Regions from separate parts of the Homo sapiens genome. Here region 2 is linked to region 1. The links are chromatin loops, found by intact Hi-C in ENCODE. Cell type or tissue: ascending aorta. All regions are shown on one strand. Links, peaks and the distances in the headings refer to the core of each region. The heading gives the core; the rest is flanking DNA.

The links. Peaks named below come from ENCODE experiments on the same cell type or tissue, not always from the same donor. Only the 100,000 strongest peaks of a DNase experiment are listed, where the experiment ranks them.
Region 2: it touches region 1 in a loop (5-fold over the local background); 10 of 110 quality-filtered maps call a loop at or near these places.

Annotation. Positions count from the first base shown.
Region 1 is chr2:31,237,247-31,244,996 of GRCh38, reverse strand. EHD3 (EH domain containing 3) reads right to left here. Exons shown (of 6, transcript NM_014600.3): 2 at 547-723. It overlaps LOC124905983 (a long non-coding RNA gene), which reads left to right. Exons shown (of 4, transcript XR_007086270.1): 4 at 145-547. Among named protein-coding and RNA genes, the nearest start is that of EHD3, 7.0 kb to the right of the region's middle. In ascending aorta, for the core only: no CTCF peak of the experiment used is centred there; DNase peaks (open chromatin) are centred at 4,266 and 4,946; H3K4me3 peaks cover 1,245 bases; H3K27ac peaks cover 2,500 bases.
Region 2 is chr2:31,290,667-31,298,416 of GRCh38, reverse strand. It overlaps the pseudogene RPL21P70. Among named protein-coding and RNA genes, the nearest start is that of EHD3, 60 kb to the right of the region's middle. In ascending aorta, for the core only: no CTCF peak of the experiment used is centred there; no DNase peak of the experiment used is centred there; H3K27ac peaks cover 2,193 bases.

The sequences.
Region 1 (7,750 bases), core at 3,448-5,947:
CATCATCATGATGATCTTGGTATCTGCAAGGCTGAACTTGTCCCGGGGGAAGAGAGGTGACCTGTGCAAGGTCATTCAATTTAGTAGAAGAGTTAGTGCTCAAACCCAAGGCTTCCCTCTTAATTCCAGGGTTCTTCCCACCAGGTAGAAACAATATCCGTGAATAGAAAAGAACCTTCGTCTGCCTCCTTCCAGTTGGATGCAAATCCCAGCCACTGAATATTTAGGCAAATACTGGGAACTATATGGAGCATCCTCCTCCACTTTTACTAGGGGTAGGTGCAGGGTAGGGGAATGTGACCTGAGTCATTGTTGTATCCTTCCCTGCTCCCTGATAAGGAGGAATCAACCCAGCATTTGCAGCTGCTGCATCTCACAACTGACTCAGTTACACTCTCAGCAAGCAAGGGACAATCTAGGTATGGAAAGATTGACAGGAGACTCTAGGCACCAAGCATCCCAAGACCCTGCCTACTGTTCTTTCACTCCCCATACCCCAAGAAGAAAAGAGAGCACCTGAAAGTGTTGTGTTCCCTCCACACTCACCTGTTCAAGAAGGCGTTGCCAAAGGCGTTGAGTTTCCTGAAGGGTTTCTTGGGATCCACCACCAGGGCGTTCCCAGGGATGATCCCCTCCATGTCTCCCTGCATCACCGCAATGAAGGAGTCTGTGGTGGGCTCAGGCCCAATCCTCATGCCTGGGAAGTCCTGTTCCAGCAGGTACCTAGCAGGAAGAAGCACAGTCCTAATGCAGGCGTTCTGCGCAAAGATCAACACGGCATGTCTACTATAAGGCAGACAACATGCGAGTCAGAGGGGAGGGCAGGGCCACCGCAGCAAGATCTCATGGCCGGGAGAAATGCCTGCTGGATAACAAGTCCAAAGAACTTTGTAGAGGAGGTGGAATTTCAGCTGAACTTAAAATATTCTGTTTTTTGGTCCTTATCTTTTTCCCTTTCTCAATTGGTTGGGGGCTGGTGGGCGGGGGTAGAAGGAGCAAGGTTTGGGCTCAAAAACAAAGCATGGATTGAAATGATTCTTACACAGAGTATTACAGACTCCATAACTGAAGGTAACCTGCTGAAGTACCCACACAAAGGCATGGTTAGAACTAAACCTTCCGTAGACTCTGCTGGGTTTTCATAGGTCTTTATTTAACCGGTTAGTTCTTTAATATAAAAATAGCTCATATATGATACAAAATACAAACAATATAAAAGGTACACTATGAAAAATGAATCTCTGGCCAGGCGCGGTGGCTCACGCCTATAATCCCAGCACTTTGGGAGGCCAAGGTGGGCAGATCACAAGGTCAGGAGTTCAAGACCAGCCTGGCCAACATGGTGAAACCTGTCTCTACTAAAAATACAAAAATTAGCTGGGCATGGTGGCAGGTGCCTGTAATCCCAGCTACTAGGGAGGCTGAGGCAGGAGAATCATTTGAACCCGGGAGGCAGAGGTCGCAGTGAGCCAAGATCACACCATTGCACTACAGCCTGGGCAACAAGAACGAAACTCTGTCTCAAAAAAAAAAAAAGAAAGAAAGAAAGAAAGAAAGAAAGAAAGAAAGAAAGAAAAATGAATCTCCATCCTATCCTACCCTCTAGTATCTGTATTTTGTATCCTGTATTCTTCCAGAAATGTCCCATGCACACAAGTACTATGTTATTAAGTGTTCATGCAGATCTACACATTTATGATCTTATTTATTTATCTTGCTGACATGGAGTGTCATTCCGTCGCCCAGGCTGGAGTGTAGTGGCGTGTTCTTAGCTCACCACAACCTCCACCTCCCAGGTTCAAGTGAGACTCCTGCCTCAGCCTCTGAAGTAGCTGGAATTACAGGTGCCTGCCACCATGCCTGGCTAATTTTTTTGTATTTTTGTAAAGACGGGGCTTCCCCATATTGGCCAATCTGGTCTTGAGCTGCTGACGTCAGGTGATCCGCCTGCCTTGGCCTCTCAAAGTGCTGGGATTACAGGTGTGAGGCATTGTGCCTGACCTGATTTTATTTATTTATTTATTTATTTATTATTTGAGACGGAGTTTCACTCTTGTTGCCCAGGCTAGAGTGCAATGGCATGATCTCAGCTCACTGCAACCTCCGCCTCCCAGGTTCAAGTGATGCTTCTGCCTCAGCCTCCCGAGTAGCTGGGATTACAGGCAGCCGCCACCACGCCCGGCTAATTTTTTGTATTTTTAGTAGATACGGGGTTTCACCATGTTGGCCAGGCTGGTCTCGAACTCCCGACCTCAGGTGATCCACCTGCCTCGGCCTATCCCAAAGTGCTGGGATTACAGGCATGAGCCACCATACCCAGCCACCTGATCTTATTTTTTAGCATAGAAGCAACCTGCACACCTTTCATTCTATCTTTCTTGTCATTATCCATTTAATTCCAACTTTCAAAGAAGAGACTACATTCAAAATGCCTTGTATAGTACCTGGCAAAATAGGTATGTTCAGCAAATGAGTCCTCCCTTGTGCCCTTGGGTATTAGGCAATTTCATTACGAATGTAATAGTATATGGTGGGATTCCCAGATAAAGATTATAATTGTGCTATGTTTTTAAATGTGTTTGGTGTTTTACCTGCACTACCTAAACAGGTGTCAAAAAGTTACCTTCTATCTGTCAATGCCTTCCTTCTGTACCCAACACCCACACACACACCCCTCCCCACAACGTGTGCATGCTTTGTAACCATGAAGGATGTTGTAATGTGCACAGGTGGACTGCAGCAGCAGGCCTGGTCTGCACAGAGGGGTGGTGGCCAGGGAGGCTTGCCAGGGCTTCCTCCCACTCATCAACATCCCATTTGTGCCTTTGAGCAGCGTTCTGAGCTGTGAATTTACTCTGCAGTTCCATGGTAGTTAAAGTCAGGTTGCTGTGGGCTCCGTCCCCAAGGAGGAGCCTCGGCAGCCAGCCCTGGAGGAAGCTGCTGATCTGCTGAGAGTTGGAGCCCTCCTGTCCAAAGGCCACCCGCCACACAGGGCACAGATGGGTTTCAGGTTGTCTTGGGAAGCCCCTCATCTCTCCAGATCCCAGTTCAATAATCAGAGTGAGAGGGCAGGATTTCCCCTGGTCAGAGGATCACTTTGAAAGCTGGCACCGAGGTTGTGATGAGAGTGAATCCTAACAGCTGCACCCTTGGCTAGCACTTCCTGCCTTCTCAGAATACCTTCTCCTTCAGGGCCTCCTGGGAGAAGCTGTGAATCTCAGTGGCCTGGGGCCAGCCAACCTGCTTTCTCTAACATTGAGGGCTATGCTCTTCAGGGGGTACTTAACTCAGGGAACCTCAGTACCTCACTCCATAACATGGCGGGTAATCGTTCAGACTGACTGAGTACCTGCGATGTGCCGGACGTTGTTCTAAATTTTCCATGGATTATCTCGTTTCACCTTCCCACATACTATGATATCAGCACTATGCTCTTCCTCATCAAATGGACCTAATAAGAAAACCTATCTCACAGGGAGTTCTGGGGATTAAATTCATTGCAGAAGTTAAGCATTTAACCAGTACCTTAAATTACCTAGATTATCATTCCATTTGAAGGAGGAGGAGATAAAGGTGCCCCAGGTGATGCACTCAGTAAACAGTAACAGGGTTAGGATTTGAACCTGGCCCTTGGATTTGAGTTCACGCTCCTAACCACTACACTCACCTTTCCTGCCTTGACCAGGAAATGCAGCCATCTTTAGGGACAGGCCAAAAGGGTTGAGCTCCCTTTTAGAACGATGAATGGGACAAGAAGGCCACAAAGAAATATGGTTTGGCAGGAGGCAGGCAGGGCCAGGCCTTGGAGGAGAGGTGAGGCTTTGAGGCCCACAAACGCAGGAGTGTACTCATCTCTGTAAATATCAGCTGTGGGGTTCCCTGCTTGGCCTCAGTGACTGGGGTGTGGCATCCCAAAGCTGCTGCTATCATATGATCAGAGCAGGTCCCTGGCTCCATGGGCTCTAAAAGGACACTTTTGGATTTACAAACAGTCGGCCAAGATTACCCTTCACGAGAAAGATTCCACCCTGATTGGGAAACCCCATCTATCTTTGCCTGCCCAGGCACCTGACCTAGTGAGTGTGTGGATGAGAAGCCCTAAGCAGGGCTCTGCAAGGGAGCAGCAACAGTGGATTGCGGGAAGTAGGGATCATCAAAGGCTCCAGGGACAGCTGAAATAGAGAGGGCTGAAAAGAACCATTCTGAGGCAGCCTCAAAAATGCCCAGAATGAACAGGGCCAAACAGCAGCAATGAAGGATCCTTCTCACACAGGCGTCTCAAATTCTACCCCTGAGAGGGACGTGGTGTTCTCAGCAGATGAGTGAAGGCTTCCCAGCCTAGCAGGGTGGCTTCCGGGGAAGTTACAGGGCTGCAGCCCGAGGTGGTCAGGCAAGGGCCTAGAGTTTGTCCTGCTAAACCCACATGACCCAAAACTTGCTGACCACACATGGGTCTGGGGAAACACTGAGTCTAATGAGGCCACCAGCAAGTCCAGGCAGCACAGTCGGGTGGGGTAAATTCTCAGGGACATTTGGGTATGGCTTACAGCAGCAGGTGCCCCTGTAACAAAGCCACCACTGTGTCCAGAAAGGAAAAATCTATTGAGGAATCTCATGCACTGATTCTTTATGGGAAGCGATACAGATTGCCTCTGTTGCCAGGAGAAAACATTCCCACAGCAGTGTGAAAAAAGAAAAGTTAATTCAGGCCAGGGTGGGAACAGCAGAGACGGGGATGCACAAGAATGAGGGGAGACAGGACAGACTGAGTCCAGGATGATAATACTTGCCCTGTCGGCCTCATGGGGTTTGAGGGAGTCTGTAACGCATCCCACAGACACAAGCGAGAAAGTGGATGGGAGACTCTCCACGGCCAAGTTGAGGCATGAGTCAGCTCCGTGTTCCCTGGAGCAGCTATAATTGGCCCTGTCGAAAGCACCCTCAGCCATGTGATGAAGGGATTCCAGCACGAAGGAGAATCTGGTGGCCAGACAGTCCAGCCTCCTTGCGACAGGCCAGCCCGCCCAGGGCACTACCCGGCACCGTCCCCAGAGCTCAGCGACGTGCCCCTTCTCCAGCCCTCCCCTTCGTGCTGGAGAAGGGCCTTCCCGCACCTTCCTGAGAGCCTGCCTCTAAGTCTCCTGTTAGAGTCAGCTCGAGAGAGGAGAGGAAATGATAAAGCCCCATGCGCGGTGCCTGGAGCACAGCTGGTGCTAAACTGGTTCTGCCTCCCCCTCCCCACCCCGAATCCGGTCAGTAATGCTGTGAGGCGGTTATTACTATTCGCATCTTATGGATAAGGAAACTGCGGGTCAGAAAGGGGAGGTGGCCTGACCTCTGTCAGACCTTCCTAACCAGGTCCCTGGGCAGGAAGTGGTGGAGCTGGATTCTGCTGACTTGGACTGTGTTCCATGGCCTTCGTCCCACTGTCAATGGGAATGGGAGGGAGACCTTTCCCCAAAGGTCTTTCTCCTCCCAGTAAATGTTTTGCCTGATGACTGCCAGGCACCTGACTTTCAAGGCAGCCCCTAAGCCAGGCCGAGGCACGCGGACACAGTTCCTCTGGCCTAAGGCCTTCTGCTTCCTTGTGTAACACTTAGGCCTTGTAAGAAGCAGGTGGATTTTCACCCAGGCCCCTTTAGAGACCCAGCAGATCAGAACCCTATCAGACAAAGGACATCCCCTGGCCTTGGTGGGTGGACAGGGCTGAAGGTGGTGCAGGGGCTATGCCTGCCAGGATGGACTTTGCAGTGAGTGGGTCTACTGGGGTGGTGGCCCTCTCACTCTATCCCTTTGGCTTTCTGGAGAACCATCTTTCCCGGCGCAGTGGCGCTGTAATGCCTGGGGTGGGGATGTCAGGGTGGTGATGAGAGCTGGTGCGGCCACAGCAAATGCGAAGGCACCTTTGGGGTGGGAGGTTGCAGAGTCTCCTGAAGTGGGAGAAGCTGAAAGGGCCAGCTCAGTAGCCCTCACGATGGACTCCCATCCCAGCAGCCCTACCAAGTGCTCATGCCTCAAGAGTCCAAGTCACACGATAGAAGGTCCGTGCAACCCTCCAGACCAGCCCAGCCTCCCCAAGGAGCCCGGGGCAGCTTAGCTCTGCAGCCCCAGGCCCCACAGCCAATCCACTAGAGCCTCTCTCTCAGCTCTGCCAAGGTCCAGGGAGGCCTCCCTCATGGCCCATGGAAGTACTCAGGCCTTCCTCAGCCCCTGGAGCAGCCAGCTACTCACCTCCACTACCTGCAGAATAAGGGGCCACAGAAGTAGGCAGCGAGAAGGAGTGACCAGGGGCCAGATGGTCCAAGGAAGGAGGGATTCAAGGCTGCATGCCGGGCAGAGAAATAGCAAAGGGAGAAGAATAGCAGAGGCAGGAGGAAAGGCTGCCAGGGCCAGAGGGACACAGAGCTACTGTACTCCAAAGAGGCAGCCTGTGTTGGAGAGGGCAGCCGCCAAGCCAATTTACTGTTCATTTTATTACTCTGTGTTGCCGGGCCTTAGGCCGGGGAAGTTATTTCAGGCAGAGATCACAGCACATTAACTAGTTATTAAAAGAATGTCCTTTTCTGTGTGTTCTTCCTCAGACAAGAAATAGACGCTGTGGCAAGCACATATTACTGAAAGTGGATGGACCCTCAGGGGCAAAACGCCAAGAACTGGGGGAATAAAGAGGCAAATCTTTGTTTCTGAGGAAAAGGCCCCTCACAGGTTCAGGCCTGGCATGGAGACAAGAATCAAGGCAAGAAGCAGGGATGGGAGAAGGGAGAGGAGGAGGCCTTCTGAGACCTAGGCATGGACGCACTTATCCACCCCAGAGCAGCCTTACTCGCAATGGGGAAGGGATGCAGTGTCAACTCACCCTCTCGGAAAACAACTGCAAAATATGACTCTTAGTACAAAAATTTTAAAGTTAAAAAATATTTTAAACAAAACCCTGCCCAACCTTTGGCCTAGCAATTCCACTTCTGGGAATCTCAAAAAAACAAAAACAAAAACAAACAAAAAAAACACACACACACAATATAGGAAAAAATATTATACACAGAGATATTCAGAATTATTCTACAATAACAAAAAATTAGAAATAGCCTAAAACATCCAAGAGAAGTAGATTAAGTGAAGAATCGTATATACACACAATGGAATAGTATGCAGCTGTTAAAAACAATGCTATTCATTAGTTGAATGAATAATTGTATATACAAATAGTGAAATAGTATGCAGTTGTTAAAAATAATGCTGACAAATAACGCTTATAACATAGGAAATGTTCATGCTATAAGTAAGAAAAACTGGCCAGACGCAGTGGTTCACGTCTGTAATCCCCAGCACTTTGGGAGGCTGAGGTGGGTGGATCCCCTGAGGTCAGGAGTTCAAGACCAGTCTGCCTAACATGGCAAAACCCCATCTCTACTTAAAATACAAAAATTGGCCAGGCGTGTTGGCGGGTGCCCGTAACCCCAGCTACTTGGGAGGCTGAGGCAGGAGAACTGCTTGAACACAGGAGGCGGAGGTTGCACTGAGCCGAGATTGTGCCATTGTACTCCAGCCTGGGTGACACAGTGAGACTCCATCTCAAAAACAAAAACAAAAATAAACAAGCCAGCATACAAAATTATATGTATAGCATGATCTCAACTGTGCTATAAAATAGCTACAAATACTGGAAATATATTTATATATAAATTATATGCTTTATATATAAATATATTTTATATGTAAATTAAAATAGCTTCTCCTAAGTCATGGGATT
Region 2 (7,750 bases), core at 2,555-5,054, 54 kb before region 1:
TTCTTCCAGGGGAAAGAACTCCTGGAGGCTGCCAGTATCCAGCTGAAGGTCCTGATGACCTCTTAAAGATGACTTTAAGTGGCTTTAAATGTCTTTATGCATCCTTTGCTTGGATGCCAGGGCCAACCAAACTTTCTCACATAACACTTAAAAAGTTAGAGTCCCAATTTTTGTTCCTGGTGAGCCATAGACATCCATAGGCAAGAGGATAAAGATTGGATTACCTTCCTTCTGGGAAAGTAGCTCTAATTCAGCTCATGTGGCCTGTGAGAGGCAGTGTGGTCTGGTGGAAAACATCCCTGATTGGAGTCAGAAGACAGACGGATGTTTAAGAGATGGCTCTGCCACTCCCAGGCTGTGTAGCAGCTGAGTAGCTCTGAACCCCAGCTTCCTCATTTTTCAAGAGGTGCTGTGATTGCTGCTTGCCTTTCTCACTGAGTTGTTAAAAGGCTGAAGGAGTTGTCATATGTGGGAGTGAATCTTAAACAGTCAAGGATCACACATTTGTGCTATGACTATTACTCCCCTGTTAGGAGACATGCAGGGTGACAATTGTGACTCACCATCAGTAGACTTTGTGTTAGTCACAGTGCATTACTTGCAAGTATTAAAAAAATGGAGACCTATCAGAAGGCTACTGTGTCACCCATAGAATTGAAGGAGAAATGAATAATCAGGCCCCAAAGGGCAGGAACCAGACAAGGTCTGGGGCTTCGGGGAGCAGGGGCTGACTGTTGGGGTGAATGAGAGGTGGCCATTTTTCTGTCTTTGCTTTGCTGCACTCAATGTTCAAAATCCCAGGAAAGGGTCTGATTGATGGACTGCTTGCCTAGGGGAGGACAAAGTCCTTGACTGACAATTCCACCAGGTTGCACCACAGGGGAAGAGGTGATTCTCCAAATAAAAATCAGGGAGCTATTAATAGGAGAAAGGGGGAATAGATTCTGGGAGGCCCCCAAACTGTCCACCAAAAATGTACTCTTTGAGCTGCTCATGCAGAAGCAAGCACAGATTGGGACTCCCGAGCCAATGGCTCTGGGGCTACCCTCAAGCTGAGCGCAACTTGGAATGACTAGGGATTTGGGGTGCAGTTTGGAGCCTGCTACCTGCATGCCGGTGCAAGGTGCTTCCGTTAAACACCATGCACAATGTGTGTGATCCAAGATCTCAGGCTTGAGAAATCTGAACCAAACTGCATCTGGCTACTAAAAATATCCAGGCTCCAGGGAGGCAGCAGAGAGAACTTTTCCAAAGCCAGCTGAGGCCTTCGATGTATGTAGGAAATTATTAATCATGCCCTGTGATTCTTCTTGGTATGAGCTGGCTTCACACTTTAAAAATAAATAAATATGAACCGAGGCCCATCCAACCCCTCCTTTCTTTAACTATCCATCTCGGAAATAGTTGGTAACCCCCACTGCCCATGCCCCCTGGGTGTAGGCTGCCCTGCTCCCTGGAAAACAGGAATTTCTTATCAGATCAACAGGAAATTCTATTTTTACTTGATGTTAGAATTAAAAATATCACAGGGAGAGAGAGAGACCTCTCGTATCCAAGCCTTGCACTAAATTTATCCCCCAACTGAGGAGCTCTCCTTCCAAATAGTTGCTCCCAGGGTTCTCTCCCTCCGAGACTGGCCCCAGATGGCAAGAGAGACAAAGATCTTTGACACGCCAACTTGGTTTTCTTTCTAACCCCAGGTCACAGTATTGCTGTGGAGACCACCTAGGGAACTTGTAGAATGCTTCACGGCAAGTCACAGTTGAGCCTAGACAGTGGCTCCAGAGGCATTCACTAAGAAGCAGAGACAGCTCAGGTTAGAAGCACTGTAACACTCACTAAGAGCCCTGGCTAAAAGTGGTGCCTAAGTTGAGTGACTCCATTTTCAAAAGCAAGCAAGAAGAGTGAAGCAAAGTTTACTGATGCCAGACTGTGTGTTAGGTACTTACTAGCATGGGTCAGGCCATTCAATCTTTCCAGCAGCCCCCAAATAGAAGTAACAGCAGCAGCTGCTGCATCTTTCCAGTTTACAGAGGAGAAAGCACAGGCTGAAGAAGGTTTCTGGGATTAGAATTAGAACTGGGTCAACTTGATTCCAGAGCTCATGCTCTTTTCTCTTTACCATCAGTATTTTTTTCAACATCTTGAGGCAGGTCAGAAGCTAAGCTAATGAATCCAGCAGCTGCTAGTGTAGGCACTACCAGCTGGATGACTGGCAGCCTCCAGGACTCCTTTCTCCTGTAAGAAGCATCTATCCAGAAGGGCAGCTGATTTCACAGAGTTGTAATCATAGCACAAATAACTACCCTACTTAGAGAACTACAAGAAATTCCTCAATGCCCAGTTTGCTTAACTTGCAAGTTGTATGACTCTTTCTTGTAACCCTGCTAATATATCCTTAGCTTCTTGTCTGAGATGTGTGTAAACCAGTTAAATAGGAGAGTTATCTGACCTCCCTTGCAGGATATGTGACAGGGGTTTGGCTCATCTGTCACCACCTCTGCTCAAACCCCTTATGGGAAGGGGAGCACACAGATGGACAGGTGCAGGAGCCAGGGTGCTAGGCTCTGGCCCCATGGCAGTGTCCAGGGGTGGGAGCCTGTGACTCCTAGAGCCCAAGTGGGCATGTGTTACAGTGTGCTCTTTTAGCCTTCCCATCTGTGGATTGCTTAAGTGTTAACAAGCTCACTGGACCCTCTGGTTTTTTTTGCAAGGGCAGAGGGCCAGTGTGACAGCTTTCTGTATCCCAAGCTCTTGTCCAGCATCCTGGAAGAATCGGGTTACACACGGACTTGAAGGATAGTGAACGCAGGGGTTTTGGTGGGTGGTGGAGGTGGATCTCAGCAGGATGGATGCAGAGCTGAAAAGGGGATGGAGTGGGAAGATGATCTTCCCCTGGAGTTTGGCCATCCAGCGGCTGATACTCTGACCATCCTTAGTGGAACTCCTCCTGACGTTCCTTCTCTTCTGTCCTTCTCTGCTGCTCTTCTGCTCTTCTGTTCATCTGCTTGTCTGCTCGTCTGCTTCTGGAGCCTGGGGTCTGGGGTTTATATGAGTACAGGATAGGGGGCTTGGCAGGTGAAAAGGCAAGTTTTTGGGTGCAAAACCAGGAATGCCTGTTCCCATTTAGGGCCATGGGTATCCAGGCTTGAGGCTGAGGATTTTGACGCTCTTCTACTCAGTATTTCCCTGTCTCCTGTCCATATCACCAGCACCTTATTTACTTACTGAGTGTTTTGTATTGTTTATTTTCTTTTAATGGTGCAACTAAAAGAGTATTGCAGGATATCTGGGCTTTAACCCTGGCTCTGAAGCTGAGACTTTATGAAATTAACTTCTCATCTCAGGGCCTCAGTTTTCTCATCTGTACTAATAACAAGCTGAGTCCTCATATGGCAAAAAGTGGGGCTAGAGATCTCTCTGGGTCCCCTTTTATAAGGGCATTAATCTCGTTCATGAGGGCTCTGCCCTCATGACCTAATTACCTCCCAAAGGCCCTACCTCCAAATACTACCATATTGGGGATTAGCATTTCAACAGAAGATTTTTTGGGAGACACATTTAGTCCATAACAGCACCTATTATAAATGCCACAGACCCCTGACCTCTCTGCCACCAATAAAAGGAAGAGGGTGCCCACCTTCTGAGATCCTTCCTGCTGTGGGGTTGATCATCCCTTTAAGGAAGCCAGGTATTTGGCTAATGGCTGAGAGGCAGCTTCAACTTTTGGCACCATGTCCAGGAGTGAGAGATGGCCTGTCACATTTTAAAACTTTGATGTATTTGTTAACTTCCAAAGAATTGGTCTATTCATGCAGAAGCAGTATAAGGAAAGGAGATCAAAAGACAAAAAAAGGAATTGGAGCATGTCATAGACAGAAACCCAGTGACTCAGGTCGAAAGGCTGACAGCTCTCAGAATACTCAAGAATTGGGGCCAGATAAAAACCAAAAAGCTAACACACTCTCAAACAAGCTCACACCTCTCATTGTAAGGGTACACTGTATTGCCAAAGGCAAGGTACTTGTGGAGCCAGTTAAGGACTCTGAATGCTAATTGCATGGATAACAGCTAAAGCCAGGGCCTGGATAGATGAGTCAAGTATGAACTCAGATGCCTGAGAGCAACAGAAGGAGGAACTTGGAGGTATGAAAGTTGGTTCAAGAGTGGGTCACTGTACTCAATCTGGCCTTTGCCTCCCCTGTAGAAGGCAGTATAATATCCCATGAGAAAGATGGCATATTGAAACCTCCTTTGCAAAAATTATAACAGAAAATTCTGGCATTGTGGGGGAGATCTGATCTAGCCAATCCTCTTCTTGCCTTTAGCCTTCCAGCTGCCAAGCTAGCTTTGGGAGACATGTAGGTTGTAGTTTTAATGATAATAGCCCTTCCACAAACCTCAACTGCCTTAGTAAAGCTAATGAGAGACCACTAGGCTAAGAGGAAGAGAGGAGCCTGAATTTTGCTAAGGTATAGACATAAACAATTGCCAGCCATTATTTAACAAGTTACAAGATATGCCACTTTCCAAATTACTCCTACAGATGACATCTCCTTTGTGGAACCTAAGATTGGCCTTTCAAGATACGTTTTCAGGTGTTTTGCATGTCTCACATCCATAGCTCCACTTGGACCCACTGATCAATGGCTCCTGTGGCATCATGTAGAAGTGAATCAGCACACAGAAGGACAATTTTCCACACCCCTATGATTGCACCCCAACCGATCAGCAGCAAACACCATTCCCTAACCACCCCCAGCCCTTCCCCCAAACTGTCTTTGAAAAACCCCTAACCTAGGAGCCTTCGATGAGATTGATTTGAATAATAACTCCATCTTCTGCATAGCGTGGCTGGCCTTGCATCAATTAAGCTCTTTCTCTACTGCAATGCCATGGTCTATTGTGTGCAGCAGGAAGGAAGAACCCACCAGGTGGTTACAGTGTGCCTATCAGACTGCTAGTTGATCATCTCTACACCATGAGTGCCTGGTATGCAAGGTACCATAATGAGTACTGGGGGAAGATCATGCATAGAGAAGGGTACATAGCAAGACAGCCTAGAAGAGATTTTTGTCCCACATTCTCGTTTTATAGAAGTGAGGAAACTGAGACCTGAGAGCAGGAGTGACTTACTCAGGATCACATAGCTCGGCAGTGGTAAGCAGGGCCAGGATCCGGGGCTCTTGTAGTTAGGTTCTTGCCTCAACAATCCTACAGAATGGTGAAACTCCCTTTGCAAAATTATAACTGAGGAAATCAAGACAGTGAAAGAAATCAGAACTAACTGACTCTATCTTGCTTCTCATCCTTAAGCTGTCCTTGTTCATTCCTGGATGTAGGCCGAACTAACTTTGGGAAGGAATTCAGTTATTAGTTTGACTCTGAAACAAAATTGATAACAGCCCTTTCCCAAAAAGACCCCCTTCTTGTCTCGGGCCCAAGAATGGCCCCCTTCTTGTCTTTGCTGGACTAACAAATTAGCTACAAGATTAGAAATTACAATTTAGGGGTCATGCAGCCTCTGGCTCCAGGAGTCTGAACCTCTCCAACTTGCTTCTGGGGGTAAACATCACAACCTAAGATCAGTGCTTGAGATATTTTGCAGATCCTGCACTTGATGGATCAGCTGACACCACCCAGACCAGTAATCTGGCTCAACCAGCTCTGTGATCCCATTCAGAAATCAGCAAGAAGAACTCACTTCGACCCCCTATGATGTTATCGTAAGCCTGACCAATCAGCACTCCACACTTTCCGAGCCCATACCAGCCAAATAATCTTTAAAAATTCTGATCCCCGAATACTCAGGGAGACTGATTTGAGTAATAATAAAAATCCAGTCTCCTGCCCAGCTGGCTCTGCATGAATTACTCTTTTGCCATTGTAATTCCCCTCTCTTGATACATCAGCTCTATCTAGGCAGCGGGCAAGGTGAACCCATTGGGCAGTTACAATGGTGTCATAAAAGAGGTGTGGGCCTGAATATTAGGAGAACCTGATTCTAGAATTAGGTCAGCTACTTACCATGTGACCTTGGGGACTTCATTTCACCTCCTTTAAGCCTCAGTTTTCCCATCTGTAAAACAGGGGATGGGACTAGATGGTCTCTTTGGTCTCATGTTTCAATAGTCAGGATAGGCTAGATTTTGCTGTGATAACAAAGAACCCCCAAATCTCAGTGGCTTAAGAAGCAAATCTTTTTTTTTATTTTTGTAAATTATTTATGATTTAGAAGGATTATCTTCAAATCAGTAGAAATATTTCATAAATAATATCTGGCCATTTTCTAACCAATTGAGGAATTTGTTGCATAATAAGCCACCTTACATCTTTCAGCAAGAAAAGCATTAAATCTGAATAGTAAAGACATTATAAGGCCAGATGCGATGGCTCATGCCTGTAATGCCAACACTTTGGGAGGCCAAAGCTGGCAGATCACTTGAGCTCAGGAGTTCAGCCTGGGCAACGTGGAGAGATCCCATCTCTACAGAAAAATAAAAATTTAGCCAGGCATGATGGTGCACACCTGCAGTCCCAGTAACTAGGGAGGCTGAGTAGGAGGATCACTTGAACATGGGAGGTCGAGGCTGCAGTAAGCCGTGATCACACCACTGTACCCCAGCCAGAGTCACAGAGCAAGACCTTGACTCAAAAAAAAAAAAAAAAAAAAAAAAAAAGACATTACACAATGAATTAGGACACGATAAAAATTTGCTTTAAACATTTCTTTGGGGGAGGGGACACCAACGCTTCTACTCAATGAAGAGAAACATTTTTACAGTCCAGAGGGGTTTAATTTTTTGCACCTATTATGCCATGAATCCATAAGAAAGAGGTTCTAGCAGCTCAGGCTCCTTCTCATTGGTTCTCACAAAGTGTGCTTCTCTAGTGGAGCAGGCTGGCACTTCAGCTGAATCCAGGTAACTTTCTCTTTGGCTTCCTTGTTTTTCTGACCATTTTTCTTCACATGCTTCAAGAAGCTATCTTGGCTCTCAGAGTGCTTAATGTGCTCAATATGCACATTGGTTCTCTTGGCAAGAATCTTGGCCTTAACTTGTTTATTTATAATAATGCCAACAACACGCTGGGTGGCATTGTAGGTTCTTCCAGTATTGCCATGGTAACACTTGTAGGGCCTTCCTTTCTGAACAGTACCCATTTCCTTGATGTCTATAATATGGCCTTTCTTATAGATTTGCTTGTATGTGGCCAAAGGAACAACTCTGTTTTCTCTTTTTCTGAGATGGAGTTTCACTCTTGTTGCCCAGGCTGGAGTGCAATGGTGTGATCTTGGCTCACCGCAACCTCCATCTACCGGGTTCAAGTGATTTTCCTGCCTCAGCCTCCCGAGTAGCTGGGATTACAGGCATGCAGGCATGCGCCACCACGCCCAGCTAATTTTGTATTTTTAGTAGAGACGGGGTTTCTCCATGTTGGTCAGGCTAGCCTCAAACTCTCCACCTCAGGTGATTCGCCCACCTAGGCCTCCCAAAGTGCTGGAATTGCAGGCATGAGCTACCACACCCAGCCAACAGCTCTGTTTTCTAAAAGACCTAGAGAACATGTGTCGGGTGCCTCTCTTCTTTCCCTTTGTGTTCATTATTTTGGCAAATTACTGGAAGATGGCAGTTCCAGCCAACAGGGCAAAGGCCTCTTTTTCATTCACATCCTATGATCCTGTGGGTTGGCAGGACCCAGGCTGATGGAAGCTCAGCTTCCATCATGTATTTCATGCGGAAGAAAATAT